Linked DNA regions of Homo sapiens: regions 1 and 3 are each linked to region 2. Evidence: chromatin loops called from intact Hi-C (ENCODE). Cell type or tissue: Caco-2. All regions are shown on one strand. Region 1 overlaps RFT1 (RFT1 glycolipid translocator homolog). Region 2 holds the start of LOC107986087 (a long non-coding RNA gene). Region 3 has its middle 36 kb from the start of TKT.

Region 1 (8,000 bases), 160 kb before region 2:
TAATTAAAAGAAAATTTTTGAAAAGATTAAAAATACATTCAGTAATAGGTATATGGATATGAAATATATATGAAGAGAGAAACTACTACCTTCAGCAACTTACAGCTGTCTTAAATCTCACTTTTTAAATTAAAGCTGGGTATAAGTAAACCAACACATATACATACAAAAACTAAATGTGCTTCCAGCCCCTTGCTGGCCCTCCACATTGAGAGCTCTGTCGTAGGTAAACTGAAAGGACCAAAGTCTGACCAAACTCTCATACAAGTGCATTTTGTTGTTTAAGAAAATAAATCCAGGATTAGGGAATTGACATAATTTTTAAAAAGAAGAAGAAGAAAATAAAATGATATAAATAAATGATATAAAATGATAAAAAGGCTGGGTGTGGTGGCTCGCGCCTGTAATCCCAGCACTCTGAGGCAGGCGGATCACAAGGTCAGGAGATCGAGACCATCCTGGCTAACACGGTGAAACTCCGTCTCTACTAAAAATACAAAAAAATTAGCTGGGTGTGGTGGTGGGCACCTATAGTCCCAGCTACTCAGGAGGCTGAGGCAGGAGAATTGCATGAATCTGGGAGGTGGAGCTTGCAGTGAGCCAAGATAGCACCACTGTACTCCAGCTTGGGCGACGGAGCAAGACTCCATCTCAAAAAAAAAAAAATGATAAAAATACTTTTATGTAACTGATATAATACTTTCATAATAAATTCATAAAAATCATATAACATGGGGTTTTGGAGTTAGACCTGGATCCCAGTTAAGCTGTTCCTTGTTACTATAAAACCCTAAAGAAATTCTGCAACCTCACTGACCCTTAGTTTCCTCATCCATGATGAAGGGGAACAATATGTTTCTTATAAGGCTGTGGAGAGATTTAAATTAGACCACTAAGTAAAGCATCAAACTAAACAGACGTTGGTTTCTCTCTCCGTATTAAGCCCCCTCCTCCCATTTCTGAAATTCTTCTGCCCCAGAGGCTCTGGACAGGTGGTCTGGACCCAGGTAATTGGCAGTCCTATGAAATCCCCTTCTACTATGGTCTCCCGACGATTCAGAGTGACCGTCTACTTACCTTCTGTCAAAATCTGTTTCAAGAAAGACTGTTTGAAAAAACTCCAAGTCAGTTTAGCCTCTTTCCAGTTTATAAACGCCTAGAAGAGAAAACAAAACAAAACAAAAACATCACAGGCGTTGCAAGTCTAAGAATGCAATGCTACATGAGAGGCAAATGCAATCTGGTCTCTAAATCCCAACTTGGATAGTCTCCACTGAATCCTCATCCAATGCTAAGCACACAGAAGGCATCTCACAAACACTGGAGAAGAATTTACATTACTAAACACAAAGCCAAAGTCTGTAAGGGCCTGCCCAAGACTCATATACTGAGACCCCTAAAGAATTGCTGCTGTCCCTTGGGGGCCCACACAGTACACTGACCACAGCTAACACGTACAGCTCACAGTTTGTTCTTTCCTTAAAAACTGTCTAAAGCATGCCAGGCTGCAGAAGAAATTCTGCTCCATATACTGCACATTGTAATGCTATGTTCAGCCATCCAGGGCCCTTTTACACAAAGTATAGGAGCTGCCCTTCTGCATTACAAAAGAAATTTAGCCTTCGCAGGTCAGGTAAACCACTCAGAATGGGTATGACAGAGGAACGGAGAAAATAAAATTTCTGATATGACTCTTCTAAAACTCCAGGCCAGGCGAGGTTGCTCACGCCTATAATCACAACACTTTGGGAAGCTGAGGTGGGTGGATCACTTGAGGCCAGGAGTTTGAGACCAGCTTGGCCAACATGGCAAAAACCCCATCTCTACTAAAAATACAAAAATTAGCTGGGCGTGGTGCTACGTGTCTGTAATCTCAACTACTTGGGAGGCTGTGGCACAAGAATCGTTTGAACCTGGAAGGCAGAGGTTGCAGTGAGCCAAGATGGCACCACTGAACTTCAGCCTGGATGACAGAGCGAAAATCTGGCTCAAAAATAAATAAATAAATAAAACTCCCAGCGGCACCAAATGGCCCATTTCCTAAGGACAAGGAAACACTTAGGTAGGGTAGAGGTCAACCTATTAAGAGACAGGTGGCCTCAAAGCCAGGGAGCTGAGCACAAAATGGAAGAGCAAGGCAGCCAGGGAGCTCGGTATCCTCTGACTCCTGTTTTTCTACCTCCCACAGTTCTCTCTGGGGCCCCCTCCTCTATCTTGTAGGCACCCTGGGATCCCAGAATATTTAGACTAGGTGTTTGGTTTTTTGTTTTGTTTTGTTTTAGAAACAGGGTCTCACTCTATCACCCAGGTTGGAATGCAGTGGCATGATCATAGCTCACTATAACCTCAAACTCCTGGGCTCAAGCCATCTTCCCCCCTCAGCCTCCAGAATAGCCGGGACTACAGGTGTGTGCCACCATGCCTGGCTCATTTTTAAAATTTTTGTAGAGATGAGGGTCTTGCTGCATTGCCCAGGCTGGTCTCAAACTCCTGGCTCAAGCAATCCTCCCACCTCGGCTCCCAAAGTACTGGGATTCCAGGCATGAGCCACCATGCCTGGTTGATGTTAGGTTCTTAATCCTAGGGTACTTGCATTTTGAAAAGTAGTGATTATCCAAAGTGATTACTTCTCAATGGTAGGATTTCAGAGGGCTTTTTGGGAGGGGAGGGCTGAATTACAAAGGCCAAGCCCACTCTACCTCTCCAAAAGGTCAGCCACAGCTCTGGAAGTGGGCCCAAGGGCAGGCCTGGAACCTGTCTCAGTCATGTGGGCCCCTGTTCTGGGCAGAAAGCCCATCCGTGAAGAGCAATGCTATCCAGTAGAAATGTAATGTTAAATTTTCTAGCAGCCACAGTGCACAGGAAAAAGAAACAAGTGAAATTAATTTTAATATATTTTATTTAACCAAAATATTATCATTTCAACAAGTAATCCCTGTAAAAAATATTTTTTTTCATATTAAGACTTTGAAATCCAATATGTATTTTGCATTTATGACTCATCTGAATTCAGACTAGCCATATTCCAGAATGCTCTATAGCCACATGTGGCTGGTGGCTAACATTTGGGACAGGGCAAGCCTAGAGCACCTCTGAAAGCAAGGATCACTTCTAGCCCCCATTCTCTTTACTCCTTGGTTTCTGAGCCTTTTTTCCAGACACAGGGAGTGCAAGTGTGAATCCTCCCAAACAGTGCAGCCCTCAGGGAATCAGAGAACCTAGAGCAGATGCCAGGTTATCTCTTTAGCCCAGGAGTAAATCTTCCCTGATGAGAAGGAAATTGGGCCACAAGATGTTTAAAACAGGCCATCTCCTTTCCCCGGAACAAAGAGCACCAGACAACTTCCTACCACTAGGGGGCACTGGGGACCACGTCATCTTCAGACTTGGATTCTGACCACAGCCGGCTTCAGCACCTTCTCTCTCTCACACTGCTCCTCACCCCTTGCCATGCTGTGGTGGTCCTCCCAGGGGTCAGCAAAGCAGGACCTGTCCCCTTTTAAAAGGAAACGAAGGCTGCTGCTTGTCATGAGGCTCTCGTGATGCCTGTTTGCCTGCAGGTTGTGAATGGATTTGGGAAGATGATTGAGCTCTTTAAAGACAAAGTTCTTTGGGAGAATGAGATCATGATGGTGTACCTAATCTGAGAGCTCATACTTGATTTTCCTAATGCCTTTGGTTTAAATGGGCCTGTGGTTCAGAAGGAATGGTGACACCACTTACTAAAAGTGCTCATTAAGGACACAGAGGCAGGAAATCCAATCTGAGATGCGGCTTCTGCAGGCAGGGGCTGAGTGGTGGGAGAGAGGAAGCATATGGTGGACTGTTACCATTCTATTCAGAATGGAGGTTCAGAATGGAGGTGTCACTTGGGGCGGTCAAAAGAGGCCTATTTCACAATAGCTGGGTTGGTACTGATGAGCTGATCTAAATAGCCAGGAATTTCCCTGGAATACCCTGACCAACAAGCCATTCCACTGCCCTCACTGTACTAACGGAGAAATGGCGGCTAAGGTGGTAAAAGGTGATGGATGGTAACTCCAGGGAAGGTCTGGAATCAGAACTCAGAGGCTCATCACACTTTCACCTGAGTCACTCGTCCACTTCCCAAACTCTTCTGACTCAGGATGATATGATCAGCCACATCCTTACCACAATGACAAGAGTCACTGGTGAGTGTGGGGCTACCATCCTGTCCACTGCCCTCTGTCACCTCCTCCACCCTACAGAGCACTCCTTCCTCTCCCTCTTGCTCCACCTATCCCAGTCACTCTGGGGCTATTGATGCTGCCCCAGCTTTATCCATCCTCCCACTTTCATCCATCCTCCCCCTGTCCTTACTCCTCACCTGGACAATTGCCACAGGCTCCCAATGAGCTTTTTTTGCTTCTTACTCTTTCTCTAGCCTATCCTTCTCATTGCAGGTTCAGGCTTTGGAGTCAAGCTTGGAGATTGGGGCTCGACCTGCAGTTCCTTGAATTATTAGTGTAAATGTCGCCGTGAACAAGATACTTAATTTTGCTAAGCCTTGGCTTTCTCATCTGCAAAATGGGATAAGAAGTCCTGTCTCATGGAGCCAGTATGAGGACTGAATGAAAAAAAATAAGACACTATAACTCTGTAAGAGACGGCAAGCTCCTCAATACAGACAGTTTGATCATGGTGCTGTTCAAAAACCTTTCATTAGGCTCCACTGCCCCTGAATTAAACCCAAGCTCCATAGCACTGAGGCCACTGCCACCTGACCCTAGCCTGGCAGCCAGGTTTACTTCCCTTCATAACTTCCCGCCACCTTTTCCTTTCTCTCCCTTCCCCCATTTTCCAGCCAACCTAAGTACCCCAGTCATCTCTACATTCCCAATTCCAACACAATGATGGGCAGGTAACAAGCACTGAGCAAATTTTCTTTCCTTCTGTGGTCACGAATGCCCATCTCTACCACACATATACATTTAACCTCTGCCCACCCATGTGTCAAAGTCCAGCACAAAAGAAGCTTCCTCCGTGAAGCCTTCCTTGATGTTCCTAGATGGAATTCAGCAGTCCTTCCTCTGTGCTTCTATTTTGATAACGCTAGACACACACTGTCCTATAGCATAGTTGAGTACAGATCCTATCTCTCCATCACCATGCAAGTTCTGAGGGTAGGGGCCTCACTCAGGGCACCTGGTACAGTGCCTAACATATAATAATGTTTAATACATGCTTGCTGAGTCAAATTCCTCAGCTTTACTTAAATATTAGCATATCTCTCATATTAAATCCCTCAGAAATGTCAATGAATATAAACGGAAGCCATTATTTGAAGTATCATTAATTTATTATAAGGTTAAATAAGCATCTTTAAAGAAGATGGAATTCTACAAGAACAGGAAGGGAAATCTTACAATTAAGTCAAATTGATAGTAAATATAATTATTTGACCAGCTTCCATTAAGGAAGTCCCCAGTGCAGAAAGCTGCTCTGGGGAGTCAAGTCAGGCATGCTGCTCATGGTAAAGTCATACACTGCGTTCATGCATTCAGAATCATCTCATTTCTTTTTTTTTTTTTTTTTTTTGAGACAGGGTTTCACTCTGTCGCCCAGGCTAAAGTGCAGTAGCATGAACACAGCTTACTGTAGCCTCAGTCTCCAGGGCTCAAGTGATCCTCCTGCCTCAGCCTCCAGAGTAGCTGGGATCACAGGCATGTGCCACCATGCCCAGCTAAATTTTACATGTTTTGTAAAGACGGGTTCTTACCATGTTTCCCAGGCTGGTCTCAAACTCCTGGGCTCAAGCAATCCTCCCACTTCGGTCTCCCAAAGTGCTGGGATTACAGGCTTGAGCCACCACACCCAGCCTCTTTTTTTCTTTCTCTTTTTTTTTTGAGACAGAGTCTTGCTCTGTTGCCCAGGCTAGAGTGTAGTGGTGCGATCTCAGCTCACTGCAACCTCCACCTCCTGGGTTCAAGCAGTTCTCCTGCCTCAGCCTCCCAAGTAGCTGGGATTACAGGCGCATGCCACCATGCCCAGCTAACTGTTTTGTATTTTTAGTAGAGACGGGGTTTCACCATGTGGGCCAGGCTGGTTTCCAACTCCTGACCTCAAGTGATCTGCCCGCTCAGCCTCCCAAAGTGCTGGGATTACAGGTGTGAGCCACCATGCCCGGGCTTCTTTTTAAAATAATAAACCTGAATTATGAATTGTTCCACCTGGAACTTCCTAATCTTTATGTAAACAATAACTACTATGGGCAATAAGCCAATTTCTTTTGGAAGGCTACATAACATAGGGGTAAGCCACAGTCTAAAGCTAGTCCCCAGCAAAAGGTGGAGAGAAGTGGGTCCAAAACCAGCTATGTGATTTTGGATTAGTCACTTAACTCCTCTGAACCTCAGTTTTCTTGTCTGTAAAATGGAGCTAACAGTATTTATCTCATACATTACTAAGAGAATTAAACACAAAATCCATGTAAAGTGCTTGGTGTAGTGCATGGCACAAAACATGCAGTCAATGGCAGTTATTGTAAATGGCTCTTTGTCAAGGTTCAAATACTTTCATGGAACTCCTGAAGTCTTCAGAGGGGCCTCACAGGTCACGTAGGCCAACAATCTCACTTTAAAAATGAAGACCCTGAGGTCTGGGGAGAGTCCCACAGGCTTCAGATCTATATCAGGTGCCTCTCAAGCCCACAGGAACCTCCCTGAGGCCCAGGAATCACCTCTCCTACATGTCTGTATCCCTGATGGCACCAAGCATGGCGCCATGTTCTTACTGTATGTCAGCGGGAACAGTATCACTATGTGTGACAGGTACACACAGCCTTCTCATGATCAGGGCTTGGGTCCTCGCAGTCTGGGCATGGGTACTTTCAGAGCATATTGCCAGATTAAACCACTGAGCTCCCACACCAATAACATCAGAGCTGCCTAGCTAGGGTGCCCCTGTAGAGCCAGCTCTGCTCTCAGGGTGTCAGTGTGACGGTGGTGATATCGGTTGTCACTTAAGGATACCCACTTGTGCCAGGCCACAATGTTAAGACCTTACATGCCCCAACTCATCAGGTCTTCAAAACAGCCTTAGGAGTGAGGTACTATTATTATCCCCATTTGACAGATAAAGAAACTAAGCTTAGAGTTCTGAGCCCATCACAGGTTTTATTTATTTAGTTATTTATTTGAGACAGGGTCTCACTCTGTTGCCCAGGCTGGAGTGCAGTGGCACAATCATGGCTCACTGCAGCCTTGACCTGTGCTCAAGCGACCCTCCCACCTCAGCCTCCTGAGTAGCTGGGACTACAGGTGCACACCACTATACCCAGCTAATTAAAAAAATTTTTTTTTTGTAGAGACAGTCTTGCCATGTCACTCAAGCTGGCCACCACAGAGTTTAATAAACACTTGGCAGACTCTTTTCTTTACCTTCTCTCTTTGCTTATACTAATGGTTCAAATGTTCCTTCCCAAAATACTGCTGGGGCACAGGGACAGGCCCAGTATGAAAATCTGCCAGGCTTGGTACAGGTGGGCACCAGGAGACACTAAGGGGAAGAAGAACTCTTCTGCACTCTCGGACCTGCTCTGGGGGCAGGGGGCAGAAGCTCTAGGCAAGAGAAGCGATCCTGAGTCCTAACCATCTAAGCCTGTAGATGAGGCACAGTGGTATCCAAAACGTCCTGTTGGTTTAGGTTATAGGTAAAATCTAGCTGAGCAGAATGGAGAACTCTGACCTCACAAATGAGAACATATCTGGCTTTGATACATAGGATCTAGTTTTTCTCGAAAAGTTGTATAACAGGATTCTGTGAATTCTGAGACTTAAGTCTCACATATTTTACTACTTTTTCAAGTATCACAAGAGGAATAAGGAGAAATCCAGCATGTGCCTTACCACAACTGAGTGCATTACATCCGGCAAGCAAACAAGCATGGAGAGAAGGGAAAGTGCCCAGAATGGAGGAGCTCATGAAGTGTCTTAGCAGAGACAACGTGGCAATATCATCACGTGTGCAGCTCTGGTGGC
Region 2 (8,000 bases):
AAGATCCCGTCCCTGGTTCAATTAACTTGCTAGAGTGGCTCACAGAACTCAGGGAAACATTTTACTTATAATGACCCGTTTATTATAAAGGATATTACAAAGGAATCAGAGAAATAGCCAGATGAAGAGACAGATAGGGTGAGGTATGCGGGGAGAGGGAGCTGAAAGTTCCAGACCTCTAATCCTCTAATTACTTGGTCTTTCTGGTGACTGCCCCATCCCGAGCCTATCTAGAGGCCTCACCCCAAGTCACTGTGTTAGCATAAACGCAGGTGTGATCAAAGAGTGGCTTATGAGTAACAAAAGACATGCCTTCTGCTAAGCAAATTCCAAGGGTTTTCAGCCCTGTGACAGGAACTAGGGACAAATACTAAATATATTTCATCAAGATATGGAAGCAGGCTGGGTGTAGTGGCTCATGCCTGTAATCCCAGCACTTTGGGAGGCAGAGGCAGGCAGATCACTTGAGGCCAGGAGTTCAAGACCAGCCTGGCCAACATGGCAAAAACCCATCTCTACTAAAAATATAAAAATTAGTTGAGTGTGGTGGCGCGTGCCTGTAATCCCAGCTACTCGGGAGGCTGAGGCATGAGAATCGCTTAAGCCTGGGAGGCAGAGGTTGCAGTGAGCCAAGATCGTGCCACTGCATTCCAGCCTGGGTGACAGAGCAAGACTTTCTCTCAAAAAAAGGAAAAAAAAAAAAAAAGATATGGAAGTAACCTAAGCATCCACCAAAGGATGAAAGGATAAAGAAAATTTGGGCTGGGCATGGTGGCTTATGCCTGTAATCCCATTACTCTGGAGGCCGAGGCGGGCAGATCATGAGGTCAGGAGTTCGAGACTAGCCTGGCCAACATAGTGAAACCCTGTCTCTACTAAAAACACAAAAAGTAGCCAGGCGTGATGGCACACGCCTGTAGTCCCAGCTACTCAGGAGGCTGAGGTGGGAGAATTGCTTGAATCCGGGAGGCAGAGGTTGCAGTGAGCCGAGACCATACCATTGCACTCCAGCCTGGGTGACAGAGCGAGACTCCGTCTCAAAAAAAAAAAAAAAAAAAAAAAAAATTAGCCAAGTGTCTACTCCAGGGGCTGAGGTGGGAGAATTGCTTGAGCCCAGTAGTTCGAGGCTGCAATGAGCTATGATTGTGCCACTGCACTCTAGCTTGGGTGACAGATCAAGATTCTGTCTCTTAAAAAATAATAATTAGGCCGGGCGTGGTGGCTCACACCTCTAATCCCAGCACTTTGGGAGGTTGAGGCAGGCAGATTGCCTGAGCCGAGGAGTTCAAGACCAGCCTGGGCAACATGGTGAAACCCTGTCTCTACTAAAAATACGAAAAAAATTAGCCGGGTGTGGCAGTGCGTGCTCCTGTAGTCCCAGCTACTTGGGAGGCTGAGGCAGGAGAATCACTTGAACCCGGGAGGCGGAGGTTGCAGTGAGCCGAGATCACGCCACTGCACTCCAGCCTGGGCGACAGAGCAAGACTCCGTCTCCAAAAATATATATATATAAAATAAAAATAAAAAATCTTTAAAAATTAAACAAATCTAAAAAGACCAAATATATTTTGTATTATACCATAGGTATATTCACAGATTGTGCAGCTTGTGCACTTCTAAGCACTACCTAATTTTAGAACTTATTCTTTTTTTTTTTTTTTTGAGACAGGGTCTCTCTGTTGCCCAGGCTGGAGTACAGTGACTCACCATAGCCTTGACCTCCTGGGCTTAAACCATCCTCCCACCTCAGCCTCCAGAGTTGCTGACAGCAAAGGTGTGAGCCACCATGCCCAGCCAGTTTTTTTTATTATTTGTAGAAACAGGGTGTCCCTATGTTGCCCAGACTTGACTTGAACTCCTGCACTCAAGTGATTCTTTGGCCTCAGCCTCTCAAAATGCTTGGATTACAGATGTAAGCCACCACACCTGGCCTAGTTTTAGAACATTTTTACCACCCAGAAAAAGAGACCTGTACTCATTGATAGTTCCCTATTTTTCCCTCTTCCTCATTCCAGGCAACCAGGAATCTACTTGTGGTCTCTATGGATTTGCCTATTCTGGATATTTCATATAAATGGCACCATTGCAATTTGTGATCTTTGTGTCTGACTTCTTTCACTCAGTGTGATGTTTTCAAGGTTCATCCGCCTTGTCGCTTGTATTAGTACTTTATTCCTTTTGTTGATAAATAATTTTCCATCCTGTGGATATGCCACAATATTCCTACCCATTCATCAGTTCACGGACATTTGGTTTTTTTCCACTTCTTTGCTATTATGAATAATGCTGCTTTGAATGGTGATATAAACATTTTTTTGTGGACCTGTGTTTTCAGTTATCTTGGGTATATGCACAGGAATGGAATTGCTGGGTCATACAGCAATTCTACAAACGGTCATCTAACCATTTGAGGAACTGCCAAACTATTTTCCAAAGTGGCCCCACCATTTTACAGTTTCACCAGTGATGAATGAGGGTTCCAGTTTCTCCATGACTTTGTCTACAGTTGTTGTTGTATTTTTTTTTTTTTTTTTTGAGATGGAGCCTTGCTCTGTAACCCAGGCTGGAGTGCAGTGGCGCAATCTTGGCTCACTGCAACCTCTGCCTCCTGGGTTCAAGCGATTCTCCTGCCTCAGCCTCCTGAGAGTAGCTGGGACTATAGGCACCCACCACCATGCCCAGCTAATTTTTTTGTATTTTTAGTGGAGACAGGGTTTCACCATATTGGCCAGACTGGTCTCAAGCTCCTGACCTTGTGATCTGCCCGCCTCAGCCTTCCAAAGTTCTGGAATTATAAGCGTGAGCACCACGTCCGGCCTGTTGTTGTATCTTTTTTACCTGAAGCATCCTAGTGGGTGCAAAGTGTTACCTCATTACGGTGGTTTTGTCACTTATTGCTTTTTAAAAAATATTATACAAGTAACACATATTCCATGTAGAAAATTTGGAAATTTAACAAAAATACTGTGATGGTCAGTTTTATGTGTCAATTTGGCTAGACTAGTACCCAGTTATTCAATCACACACTAACCTAGGTGTTTCTTTTATTTATTTATTTAGAGGCGGAGTCTCGCTCAGTCACCAAGGCCAGAGTGCAGTGGTGCAATCTCGGCTCATTGCAACCTCCGCCTTCTGTGTTCAAGTGATTCTCCTGCCTCAGCCTCCCAGTAGCTGGGATTACAGGTGCCCACCACCACGCCCGGCTAATTTTTTTGAATTTTTAATAGAGACGGAGTTTCACCATGTTGGCCAGGCTGGTCTCAAACTCCTGACCTCGTGATCCACCCACCTTGGCCTCCCAAAGTGCGTGGATGACAGGCGTGAGCCATTGCGCCTGGCCCAATATTTTATTTTACTCATTTTTTTTTTGGAGTTGGAGTCTCACTCTGTCACCCAAGCTGGAGTGTAGGGGCGCAATCTCGGCTCACTGCACAAACTCTGCATCCCAGGTTCAAGTGATTCTCCTGTCTCAGCCTTTCAAGTAGCTGGTACACAGGCGTGTGCCACCATACCTGGCTAATTTTTGTATTTTTAGTATAGACGGGTTTTTGTCATGTTGGCCAGGCTGATCTTGAACTCCTGACCTCAGGTGATCCGCCTGTCTGCATCAATATTTTAAATAAAGATGTTAATGCTCCACAGGTTGTGCGTCTTTCCCCACGTGAGTCCACATTCTTTTCTACCCTAGGATTACTACTGGCACAGAGGAAGTTGAACCACTGTCCCCCTTTGGTTGGATGTTTGCAATACTTCTGCTTTTATACTGCAACAAACAATACTTGTGCTTTCCCTCCATCTAGCACTGTGCCTCCAGGAGAGAGGGTTTTTTTCTGGTCGCCCCTGCAGACATGACCCTGCTTGTCCCTGGCCAATCCCAGGGCCAGACTGGATTGTTGGCCCTCTGACTCACCCTAGAAGGCCTGGGGCTGGAGAGGCCTGGAACTCCTCGGAGGTAAGTGCCAGTGTGAGGCCAGCCAAGCCCTGCCGGGCCTGCTTTCCTTGTGCATAAAGAAAACATGCCGAGTCATTGTGACTTGCACTTTTTGACTAGTGCGGTCAGGCTCTGTGTGGCACTGCCGTAGGCCTGGGTACCTCCTAGTGTGAGGAGCAGGAGCTGCTTTCCAGCAACGCCCTACAGCCCCTGTCAACTCCTGCCCAGGGGCGCTGGACAGGCTGGGCTGGGCAGGGGCGGTGCTGGTGACAGACAGGACACTCTTAGGGGCTCCTCCTGCACAGTCTGCAGGACGCAGTAGGGAGAGATCTTCATCCTTGTCCCCTTTTCTGGTACCTCTTGGGTTTCCCTGAGCAAGGCTGGGGTGGTGGAAGGAGCTATTTTGTTCCAGTGGGTATTAAATATTAAAGCTTTTGTTTTGTGTCGTGGGGAGGTTAAGTGGATTTTCTCCTGGGCTGGTTGTTGAACAGCTGAGAGTGAAACTGGCTTCTTAGAGTAGGACTAAAAAGCTCCAGAGAGTGGCTCACAGAGGGGTTGCTTAACCACTGTGAGCCACAGCTCCTCCTGGAAAACCTGAAACCATCAGGAGCACTTCCCTTGTAAGGTCACCTGAGAAAGTGAGTGAGGAGATATCTCACTTCCCAAACCAGGGTTCTTTGGCCCCCAGACACATGACTTTTACTCTCTCTCTTCCCATCCTTGCCTCCAGAATTAGCAAGGGCACCCAGTCAGCCATCCTGTTCTAGTGACTTGGACAAGGCATCAGAAAAGCATTTGTTAGGCCAGGTGCGGTGGCTCACGCCTGTAATTCCAGCACTTTGGGAGGCCGAGGTGTGCGGATCACAAGGTCAGGAGTTCGAGACCAGTCTGGCCAATATGGTGAAACCCCGTCTCTACTAAAAATACAAAAATTAGCTGGGCGTGGTAGTGGGTGCCTGTAGTTCCAGTTACTTGGGAGGCTGAGACAGGAGAATCGCTTGAACCTGGGAGGTGGAGGTTGCAGTGAGCCAAGATGGCGCCACTGCACTCCAGCCTGGGCAACAGAGCAAGACTCCATCACCAAAAAAAAAAAAAGCGTTTGTTCCATGCTACTGTGCAAAAAGAAAAGTGCTGCTGCTGGCTATCTGGTCAGGGCAGGGAAGTGGTTTTGCCATCACTGGTCCTCTGATTTCACTCAACACTTCATTTACCAGGGTCTATGTGTTGGGCACAGGTGCTGGATGCCCCAGCAGCACGTGTTTATACCGCACTGTCCAGTGATTTGTACAAACAATTGCCTGCTGAGGTTGTTGATCTGGGAAGGCGCCAAGGAGGGGGTGACAGCCAGTTTTGAAATAACAGAATTTTCTGCAACAAAACTGTGTCTGTGTCTAGCTGGCATGGGTGAAGAGGGGATTGAGGAAATACATTCATTTCAATATGTATTCTTTTTATGTTAATTTAATTTTATTTTTGTAGAGACAAGCTTTCACCATGTGGGCCAGGCTGGTCTCAAACTCATGACCTCAAGTGATCCGCCTGCCTCAGCCTCCCAAAGTGCTGGGATTACCGGCGTGAGCCACCGCGCCTGGCCGACTCTTTTTTTTTTTCGAGACCCAAGCTGGAGTGCAGTGGTGTGAACACAGATCACTGCAGCCTTGACCTCCTGGGCTTAAGTGATCCTCCCACCTCAGCCTCCCGAGTAGCTGGGACTATACGTGCATGCCACCACATCTGGCTTTGTGTGTGTGTGTGTGTGTGTGTGTGTGTGTGTGTGTGTGTGTATGTTTGGTAGAGATGGGTTTTGCCATGTTGCCCAGGCTGGTCTTAAACTCCTGAGCTCAAGTGATTCACCCACCTCTGCCTCCCAAAGTGCTGGGATTACAGGCGTGAGCCACTGTGGCTGGCTCCTCCACAGATGTTATGTGGGAGAGTAGCATGCTTTTCAGCGATGTATGGAGAGGTTTCAGAGGGAAGACCGGAGGTCCTCTATGGGGTATTTTGGGAATTTGTGTACCTGTGTACCTGTGCCCAAGCATTTCCATATTAAAACAGAGTCTTTCTATGCTGCCCATGCTAGACTTGAACTTTTGGGCTCAAGCAATCCTCCTGCCTCAGCCTCCTGAGTAGCTGGGACTACAGGTGTGCCCCATACATATTTAATATGAAACATTTCATTATTAACGTTTCTCCTTTATATTACAATTAGAGAATATTATTTTAAAATTGTGTGTACAAAAAATCATTTCAAAAATTCTTTTTTTTTTTTTTTTTTTTTTGAGACAGAGTCTTGTTCTGTCACCCAGGCTGGAATGCAGTAGTATGATCTTGGCTCACTGCAACCTCTGCCTCCTGGGTTCAAGCAATTCTTTTTCCTCAGCCTCCCTAGTAGCTGGGATTACAGGCGCCCACCACTAAGCCCAGCTAATTTTTGTATTTTTAGTCGAGATGGGGTTTCACCATGTTGGCCAGGCTGGTCTCAAACTCCTGACCTCAGGTGATCCACCGGCCTTGGCCTCCCAAAGTGCTGGGATTACAGGCGTGAGCCACCCTGCCTGGCCAAGCCTTTTTATTTTTACTTTGCTCTGTTGCCCAGGCTGGAGTGCAGTGGGCTCAAGTGATCCTCCCCTCTCGGCCTCCTGAAGTACTGGGATTGTAGGCATGAGCCACCATGGCTGACTGTTTTGTTTTTTGTAAAGAAAAAAAAAATGAAAGGAAAAAAATAGAAGCTCCTTCTTACAAAAGATCTGTTTTACAAAAGAAGAAATTGTGTGTATAGCCATAAGTTATATTATCTATGAATTCCAGGTTAAGATAGCAAAGAAGGATTTATAAAATATTTTTTAAAAAGAGTGGAGGTGTCCAGTGGAGCTGAGGCCTCTTGTGCAGGACCCACATTAAATGGGAGCGATGGTCCGCACACCATGGCCAGGGTCCCCTTCCCATCTGAGGGCCGGGCTGGAGGGCGTCAGACAGAAGTTAGGGAAGCCTCTCAGTGCCAGCGAGATGGGGAGAGCATGCTAGAAAGCTCTATTCAGGGAAGGACACCTGGCCTGGAAGGGGCAGACTCTGAGGGGCAGGGACACGTCAGAGACACAGCAAAATGGGGCTTGTGTAGCAAAACTGTGTAGGGGCCCAGACTTTGCACCTGCTTCAGAAGCCAGAGCTCCACTGCCGACTCAGAGACACCACAGAAGATGGGAAGCGGCCTGCAGAGGGTGCCTCCTAGAGCTTCCCTGGGACTCAGGCAAGGCCAGAACCACCGTTCTGGGGTGACTGGGACCTGGTAGGAAAACAGCTGCCCTGTGGATCATGGCGACCTTCCCGGCTCCACATTCTGGGCCTGGGGCCATCTGGGGCCCCTTCAGACTAAAGGACTGACATCCGTCCTGCCACAACCAATGCTCCTGTCCCTTCCTGGGGTGACAGGAAGTTGGTGTTGTGTGTGTGTGCACGTGTGCACAGGTGTGCACTGTGGCCCTTCTGGGAGGCTACACTCGGAATAAGCTCTGCCTCTCGGGGGAGGCATCAATGAGAATGTACTGACTTAGTCTGTGTTGCTATAAAGGAACACCTGAGGCTGGGGAATTAATAAACAAGAGGGGCTTGTTGGACTCACAGTTCTGCAGACTGTGCCAGAAGCATGGAGCCAGCATCTGCTTCCGGCAAGGACCTCAGGAAGCTTCCACTCATGGCAGAAGGGGAAGGGGAGCTGGTGGTCCGTGCAGATCGCAGGGTAAGGGGGAGGCAAGAGAGAGGAGAGGAGGTGCCAGGCTCCTTTTAACAACCAATTCTCGGCCCGGTACAGTGGCTCACACCTGTAATCCCAGCACTTTGGGAGGCCAAGGTGGATGGATTGCTTGAGGTCAGAAGTTTGAAACCGGTGTGGCCAACATGATGTAAATCCGTCTCTACTAAAAATACAAAAATCAGCCTGGCATGGTGGTGTGCACCTGTAATTCCAGCTACTTGAGAGGCTGAGGCAGGAGAATTGCTTGAACCTGGGAGGTATGGTTGCAGTGAACCGAGATCGCGCCACTGCACTCCAGCCTGGGCAACAGAGTGAGGC
Region 3 (8,000 bases), 50 kb before region 2:
AGGCTGAGTCAGGTGGATCACCTGAGGTCAGAAGTTTGAGACCAGCCTGGCCAACATGAGGAAACCCTGTCTCTACTAAAAATAAAAAAATTAGCCAGGCATGGTGGTGCGCACCTATAATCCCATCACTTTGGAAGACCAAGGAGGGCAGATTACTTGAAGTCAGGAGTTCGAGACCAGCCTGGCCAACGTAGTGAAACCCCGTCTCTACTAAAAATAAATTAGCCGGGCATGGTGGCACGCACCTATTGTCCCAGCTACTCAGGAGGCTGAGGGAGGAGAATTGATTGAACCTGGGAGGCAGAGGCTGCAGTGAGCCAAGATTGTGCCACCGCACTCCAGCTGGGCAACAGAGCAAGACTCTGTCTCAAAAAAAAAAAAAAAAAAAAAAAAAAAAGCCTGAGACTGGGTAATTTATAAAGGAAAGAGGTTCAATTGACTTGCAGTTCTGCATGGCTATGGGAGCCTCATGAAACTTACAATCATGGCAGAAGGGGAAGGGGAAGCAGGCACCTTCTTCACAAGGCAGCAGGAGAGAGTGAGTGTGAGAACAAGGAAGTGCCACACTTTAAAACCATCGGCTCTCTGAGAACTCACTCACTATCATGAGAACAGCATGGGGGAAACTGCCCCTATGATCCAATTACCTCCCACCTGGTGCTTCCTCTGATACGTGGGGATTACAACTTGAAATGAGATTTGGCTACACAGAGCCAAACCGTATCAGCCCATGTCTGTGAAAGGAATTGGATTTGAAGTTAAAAGCCTTCCCACAAAGGAAACTCCAGACCTAGATGGCTTCACTGGAGAATTCTATTGAACATTTAAGGGAGGAATAATACCAAATCTATGAATAAGTGATGCAAAATATTATTTTTATAGTAAAACTGGATGTTATAGAGCAGAGTGCAAAATCTGCAGGAATTTTAAGTTTACCCTTAAAATCCTCGGAGGATTCCTTGGAGATATCTTGAGCCTGGGACAGGCAGCTTTGGGCTCTTACCAGATGCCTGGGGACTCTGTTTCTTCTCTCTCTTGGGGACACCAGGACAAAAGAGGGCAGGACATACTTGGGATCTCTCAGTGGTTGGTGAGGAAGCTGGGACTGGCCCTCGGGGTGGCTAACCAGGCAGCCCTGGCTCAAGTCTCTGCCTGTCCATCACCCCTATCCCAAATGTGTGTTTAGTACCTTGAGATCTGGCTTGAGTATTATTTGAGCTATAAAGTGTGCAATCTTCTGTAAGGTAGGGACTGTGACAATATCCTGCCTTTTTTTTTTGAGACAGGATCTCACTCTGTTGCCCAGGCTGGAGTGCAGTGGCTCAATCATGGCTCATTGCAGCCTTGACCTCCCAACCTCAAGCTCTCCTCCTGAGTAGCTGGGACCACAGGTGTGCGTCACCACATCCAGCTAATTTTTGTATTTTTTGTAGAAACAGGTCACCCAGGCTGATCTTGAACTCCCAGGCTCAAGCGATCCTCCCACCTTAGCCTCCCAAAGTATTGGTATTGCAGACATGAGCCACAGTGCCCTGCCAACAATATCTTGTCTTATCAGTGAGGAAGCAGAGGCCCTTCTGATGGGTGGGAGATTTGCCTGAGGCCACCCGGGGTTGGAATCTGATTCCCTGTGACTGACCAGGTTCTAGTCCCCTGGCATTCAAGGCTCCGTCTCCCACACTCATTTCATTGTCCCCTACACCTGCCTTCTAGTCAAACTAGATGTTTGCTGTTACCCAAATAGGACTCCTCCTGGAATGGGTACCCCAACTCCAACCCCAGCCCCCCACAGCTCACTCTCAGACCCCCAGTCCACACCTGAAGCCTCGGCTTGGATGCCCTCTCCTCCCAGGAGCCTTTCCTGACCCCCCTTCCCACCATACCATCCAGCCCTCTCTTTCCCATCTTGGGTCACCATTCTTCCTATTGCCAAACCAACTTTTGTTTTCCTCAGTCCTAAGCATTCGGGCACCAACTCAGACTGGGGGGTGGTGGGTAGGCAGAAGAGGAAGTGAGAGAGACCATTGAGGAACTAAGAGGAGCTGGGCCAGAGCTGGGGTCTGGGAAGTGAGGAGGAGAAGATTTGAGATGAGGCTGGAAAGGGTCAGAAAAGGCTTCATCCACTGGCAGCCATGTGTGAGTGGGGATGTGTGAGCAGAAGAGCCATTGTGTCAGGTTCTAGAAGTTTCTGTGGGGCTGCTGTGTAGAGAATGAGCAGGGAGAGCAGGGAGATCAAGAGGCAACTGGGAGGCCATTGACTGCTCCCTCTCAGGAGAGATGATGGAGGTCTGGACCAGGATGAGGGCAGAAGGTGGCACGTTTGGGATCATTTAGGAAGTAAAACCACCAAAGGCTGGTTAACAGATATGAAAGTACAGCTAGGTCAGAGGAATAAGTCCTAGTGTTACATAGCACCGTAGGCTGACCATAATTAACAATTTATTGTTATTGAATTATATTTTAAAATAGCGAGAAGAATGGATTTTTTTTTTTTTTTTGAGATGAAGTCTCGCTCTGTTGCCCAGGCTGGAGTGCAGTGGCACGATCTTGGCTCACTGCAATCTCCACCTCCCTGGTTCAAGTGATTCTCTTGCCTCAGCCTCCTGAGTAGCTGGGATTACAGGTGCGAGCCACCATGCCTGGCTAATTTTTTTTATATTTTTAGTAGAGACAGGGTTTCACCATGTTGGTCAGGCTGGTCTTGAACTCCTGACCTCATGATCCGCCCGCCTCGGCCTCCCAAAGTGCTGGGATTACAGGCGTGAGCCATTGTACCCAGCCAAAGAGTGGATTTTGAATCTTTCTGACACAAAGAAATGATAAGTGTTTGAAGTGATGGATATGTTAATTACCTTGATCACTAAACATTGTATACATGTATTAAAATATCACACTGTAACCCATAAATATATACAGTTATTATGTGTCAATAAAAAATAAAAGCAGGCGGGGCGCGGTGGCTCACGCTTGTAATCCCGGCACTTTGGGAGGCCGAGGCGGGCGGATCACGAGGTCAGGAGATCGAGACCACGGTGAAACCCCGTCTCTACTAAAAATTCAAAAAAAAAATTAGCCAGGCGTGGTGGTGGGCGCCTGTAGTCCCAGCTATTCGGAGAGGCTGAGGCAGGAGAATGGCGTGAACCCGGGAGGCGGAGCTTGCAGTGAGCCGAGATCGCGCCACTGCACTCCAGCCTGGGTGACAGAGCGAGACTCCGTCTCAAAAATAAATAAAAGCAAACTGGGTGCGGTGGCGCACGTTTGTAGTCTCAGCTACTGGAAAGGCTGAGGTGGGAGGATTGCTTGAGCCCAGGAGTTCGAGTTTAGCCTTTTAAAAAGTAAAATTTAACTAGCCTGGGCAATATGGTGAAACTCCATCTGTACAAAAAACACAAAAATTAGCTAGGTTTGATGGCATGTACCTGTAGTTCCAGCTACTCAGGAGGCTGAGGTGGGAGAATCACCAGAGCCCAGGAGGTCGAGGCTGCAGTGAGATCATGCCACTGCACTCCAGCCCAGGCAACAGAGTGAGACACTATCTCAAAAAATAAAATTAAATAAAATTTAGAAAAAATAAAATAAGGAAAAAGTAAAATCAATGAACTCCGGTGTCATTGGAAGAGAGCCCTGCCTAGTCTCACAGGGAGTGAGCCTGACATCTTTGTCCCAGCATGTACCTTGCAGTTTCAGTTGTGTGTGACAACGACCAGGAGGCACTGCTGCAGCCAGGATCTCTGGTCCATGAGTCCATCCCTCCCCAGCCCTACAGGTGGCGCTGCAGGCTCCTCTTCCATGCAGGCCACTACCGCCTGCAAAGCAATGCAACGTGGGCCTGTGAGGATGAATGGACAGGCAATTGCTGAGATCTATGTTGCAGAGATCAGCTCAAATGAAATTCCTGGTGGGGTGGAAATGTCAAAGCCCTTTACCCCCCACCCCTGGGGAACCTGGGCTCAAGCATGTGCAGAGGTCTCTGCTTGTCTCCAATTAAACTCTTAAAGGGATAAAGCGCCTTATCCAGTTCGGGGATTTCTCAGTCTTTTAGACATACAGGAGTGGAGATGGAAACTTCCAGAATTTAAAGTGTGGTGTATGGATGGGAAGTTTTTGTTAAAACTCTGGTCAGTAGGCCGGACGCAGCAGCTCACACCTGTAATCCGAGCACTTTGGGAGGCCAAGACTGGTGGATTGCTTGAGCTCACGAGTTCGAGACCAGCCTGAGCAACATGGGGAGACCCTGTGTATACAAAGAATACAAAAATTAGCTGGGTGTGGTGGTGCACACCTGTAGACCGAGCTTACTCGGGGTGACCCTGTGTATACAAAGAATACAAAAATTAGCTGGGTGTGGTGGTGCACACCTGTAGACCCAGCTTACTCAGGGCTGAGGTGGGAGGTTCACTTGAGCCCTGGAGCCGAGGCTGCAGTGAGCCAAGATCACACCACAGCACTCCAGCCTGAGCCACAAAGTGAGACCCTGTCTCAAACAAACAAACAAAACAAAAACTCTCTGGTTGGTTGTCCCTTCCTCCTGTGAAAACATGTGAAAAACATACGTATAGAATGTTCAGATCTGAAATCACTAAAAACATAAAAACATACCATGTACAACTTGCTGTACTAATTAAGACTACCTGAGGTACTTTGATGAAGACTTGAGGCAGAAACCCACATTTGCCAGTGTTGGAAACTTTGTTGTTGTTGGGAGGTGAGACCCAGATCAAGGAGGGGGATTGGGGTTTTCTCCTGCCCTGGACCTGGACGTGTGTGGAGGGGTGCTCAGTGGCCTGCTGATGGGTTTCTGCTTTTTTTTTTTTTTTTTTTTTTTGAGACAGAGTCTCGCTCTGTCGCCCAGGCTGGAGTGCAGTGATGCCATCTTGGTTCACTGCAACCTCCACCTCCCAGGTTCAAGTGATTCTTGTGCCTCAGCCTCCTGAGTAGCTGGGATTACAGGTGCACACCACCATGCCTGGCTAATTTTTATATGTTTAGTAGAGACGTGGTTTCACCATGTTGGTCAGGCTGGTCTCAAACTCCTGACCTCAGGTGATCCACCTGCCTCGGCCTCCTAAAGTGTTGGGATTACGGGTGTGAGCTACTACACCCGGCCTCTGCTCCCTTTTTAAAGAACCCTCCTTCTTTCTAGCTTTTATTTATTTTTTGAGACAGGATCTTGCTCTGTTGCCCTGGCTGGAGTGCAGAGGTGTGCTCACAGCTCCCTGCAACCTCCATTTCCCAGGCTCAAGTGATCCTCCTACCTCAGCCTCCTGAGTAGCTGAGACCACAGGTGCATGCTGCTGCCTAGCTAATTTTCGTATTTTGTGTAGAGATGGGGTTTCTCCATGATGTCAGGCTGGTCTTGAACTCCTGGGCAAAAGTGATCCTCCTGCCTTGGCCTCCAAAGTGCTGGGATTACAGACATGAGCCACTGCACCCAGCCCCCTCTTCTCATTTAAATCTCAAGATAGTTTCATTTTTCTCTTATACTTCAAGTTCCGACATCCAGAATAGTGTGCCCCTGGGAGAGAAGTGAACTGTGAACTTGGCAGATTTGAGGGCTGCTATGGACTGAGCTGTGGCCCCCAACCAAACCCAAATTCATAATTTGAAGCTCTAACCCCTAATGTGACTGTATTTGGAGACAGGTTCTGTAAAAAGTTAACTAAGGTTAAACGAGGTCCTAAGGGTGAAGCCCTGATCTGATGGGATTAGTGTCCTTATACTATAAGACGCACCAGAGAGGGCTCGATCTTCCTGCCCCCAGCACACACAGAGGCAAGGCCACCTGCAAGCCCAGAAGAGAGCCTTGCTGGAAACTGAAGGGGCAACATCTTGATTTTGGACTTCCCAGCCTCTAGCACAGTGAGAAGCACACTTCTGTTACTTGAGCAACCCAGCCTATGGTACTGTCTCATGGCAGCTTGAGCTGACTGGGGCTTCGGCAGCTTTCAGGCCCAGGCTGTGGGGCAGCGGCAGGACCCCGGACCCTAGGGCAGCCCTTTCCTGTCTTGCCAGCTGAACCAGGAACAAAGGGCTCATTCTTCCCAAGGTTGTGCCTGACCTAGAATAAACCACCAAAACCAGCGTGAATACAGGCCCTGGGTGTCCAACCTGGGTTGCCAGCACCCCCTGGGCCCAACTCAGAAACTTTCCTCATCTTGCCCTTAGGGCCATGTCTGGGCAACCCCCCTTCTCTGGAGTGAAGACTGGGGTAGGAGACGTAGCTTTGGGTCCTCCCTGAGCAGGGGAAGGAGCCTGTAGTCAGCAACATTATGTTCTGCTGTGCTGTTCCTTTCCCCATTTTCTGTGTGTTGGTGTTTTCATGATTCATACTGCAGATCCGTGTGTCCGTAAAACCCAATCCCTGAGCGTCGGTTTCTGGAATCCCACCCAGCGCAGTGGCCAACAGCCTTCACCCTCCTCTCCCCTCTTCCTCCTCCCAAAGAGGACCAGCGAGGACACATGGGCCCCAGGTCCTGCAGGCAGAGCCTCGCCCTTGAGGTGGGAAAGCAGGACAAGCTGTTTGAAGTGGTTTTTTCCCTTCATGGCAGGACCCAGATCCTGCCCTACACACACCCATCTTGGGAGGGGACCTTTGGTGGGAGCAAGGGGACAGCTGTGATCCCAGCTCTGCAGCAAGAGGCATCTGTGTGGCCCTCAGCAGAGGACTGATAGAGGGTTCCTTTTGGGGATGATGGAAATATTTTGGAATTGACTGTGGCGTTGTTGCACAACTTGGTGAATATATTAAAACCCACTGAATAATATACTTCAAATAGGTGAATTGTGTGCTATGTGAATTATATCACAGTGAAGCTGATAACCAACAGGTCAGGGCTGTGTCAAGGACAGTTATGATCAAGTTGAACAGCTGTGTGCTGGGCCACCACCCCTGAGAGCCAGGCCCCGACTGCCCAGCATGGGCTGCTACGGGCAGAAGTCTGTGCTTCCTAAATGTCTGTAGTCACACAACGCACAGTGACAAAGGCGCCCCCCAGCCAGGTGGCCCTGCCTGTGAACGGTTAGGAATTCCAACTTCTTCTGAGCCCGTATCTGCCTAGCAGTGTTCTAAAGGCATTAACACTTCTCTTATTTCATTCTCACAACAGCCTTGTGAGGCCGTCATGATTCCCACTGAACAAATGAGGAAACTGAGGCTTGGGGAGAGGACTGCCCCATGTACTGAGCAGAGGGTGGTGGGGGTGGTTTTGGTCTGGGGAGTTTGCCCCCAGCCCTGCCCGCCCCTATCAGGCTCAGCTGCCACAGCCTTTGCCCAAGTGGGTAGGGACGTGAGGGGTCACCAGCACGCCCTCCTTGCAGCTGCATCCCGGCTCCTGGCTGTGTGGATTGTAGCCTCAGCATCCCCTTTACCAGCAGGGGTGGGAGGGGCTTTCCCTGGTGCCAGGAAAGTTTGTCCTAGGCTGCTGGGGGGCCATGCTGCCCTCCTGCTCAGCTGTCTATGCCATGAGGCACCGCCAGGCCTTGCTAGCTGACAGGTCAGGCCACACCAGCCTCCAGTCAGGCCTCAGGCACTGTCTTGGCTTCCCGTATTTCCTGAGCAGGGGCTGAGGGAGAAATGACAAGTTCGTCAGGCTCCCATGAGGACCCAGTGATGGCCTCCAGCACACTCCGCACCAAGCACGCCCTACACTAAGCACATTATACTCTAAGTCTTCTCGCCAAAAAGGAGGCAGAGTTTTTCAGCTCTGGGATTCCTGAATGTCCCAGCTTCCTGTAGCCTTGATGTCCCCGGACTGGGTCTGGGTGACTGGGTCAGGGTTCTTGACTCTCCTCCCTCATCCTGCCCAGGCCCCGGCGCCTGCTGCCCAGGCTCTCGTCTTCTTCTTCACAAGCTGTGTGGGCCTGGGAGAGGCCAGGCAGGCTGGAGGTGAGGGCAGCTGCCCCTCCTGTCCCTCTACTTTGGGTTAGCCAGGCCTCCCAGGTCCTTGGGGCATGGCTAGCCAGTGTAGATGGGCTCACCAGGCTGCTGGCTGGGCCTGTGC

What was found. Peaks named below come from ENCODE experiments on the same cell type or tissue, not always from the same donor. Only the 100,000 strongest peaks of a DNase experiment are listed, where the experiment ranks them.
Region 1: a loop joins it to region 2, with 2.9 times the contacts of the local background. A loop is called at or near these places in 2 of 110 quality-filtered maps.
Region 3: it touches region 2 in a loop (2.6-fold over the local background); 13 of 110 quality-filtered maps call a loop at or near these places.

Annotation. Positions count from the first base shown.
Region 1 is chr3:53,110,753-53,118,752 of GRCh38, forward strand. It overlaps RFT1 (RFT1 glycolipid translocator homolog), which reads right to left. Exons shown (of 13, transcript NM_052859.4): 7 at 1,078-1,156. Among named protein-coding and RNA genes, the nearest start is that of RFT1, 16 kb to the right of the region's middle. RefSeq lists an enhancer at 3,582-4,781. In Caco-2, a CTCF peak has its summit at 3,328 (motif pointing right); a DNase peak (open chromatin) is centred at 3,389.
Region 2 is chr3:53,266,229-53,274,228 of GRCh38, forward strand. LOC107986087 (a long non-coding RNA gene) reads left to right here and starts at 3,746. Exons shown (of 4, transcript XR_001740702.3): 1 at 3,746-3,952. RefSeq lists enhancers at 3,373-4,572, 5,190-6,075, 7,171-7,723 and a cis regulatory region at 3,650-4,526. In Caco-2, no CTCF peak of the experiment used is centred here; DNase peaks (open chromatin) are centred at 273 and 3,953.
Region 3 is chr3:53,216,314-53,224,313 of GRCh38, forward strand. No RefSeq gene overlaps it. Among named protein-coding and RNA genes, the nearest start is that of TKT, 36 kb to the right of the region's middle. RefSeq lists a silencer at 3,617-3,666. In Caco-2, a CTCF peak has its summit at 3,759 (motif pointing right); a DNase peak (open chromatin) is centred at 3,768.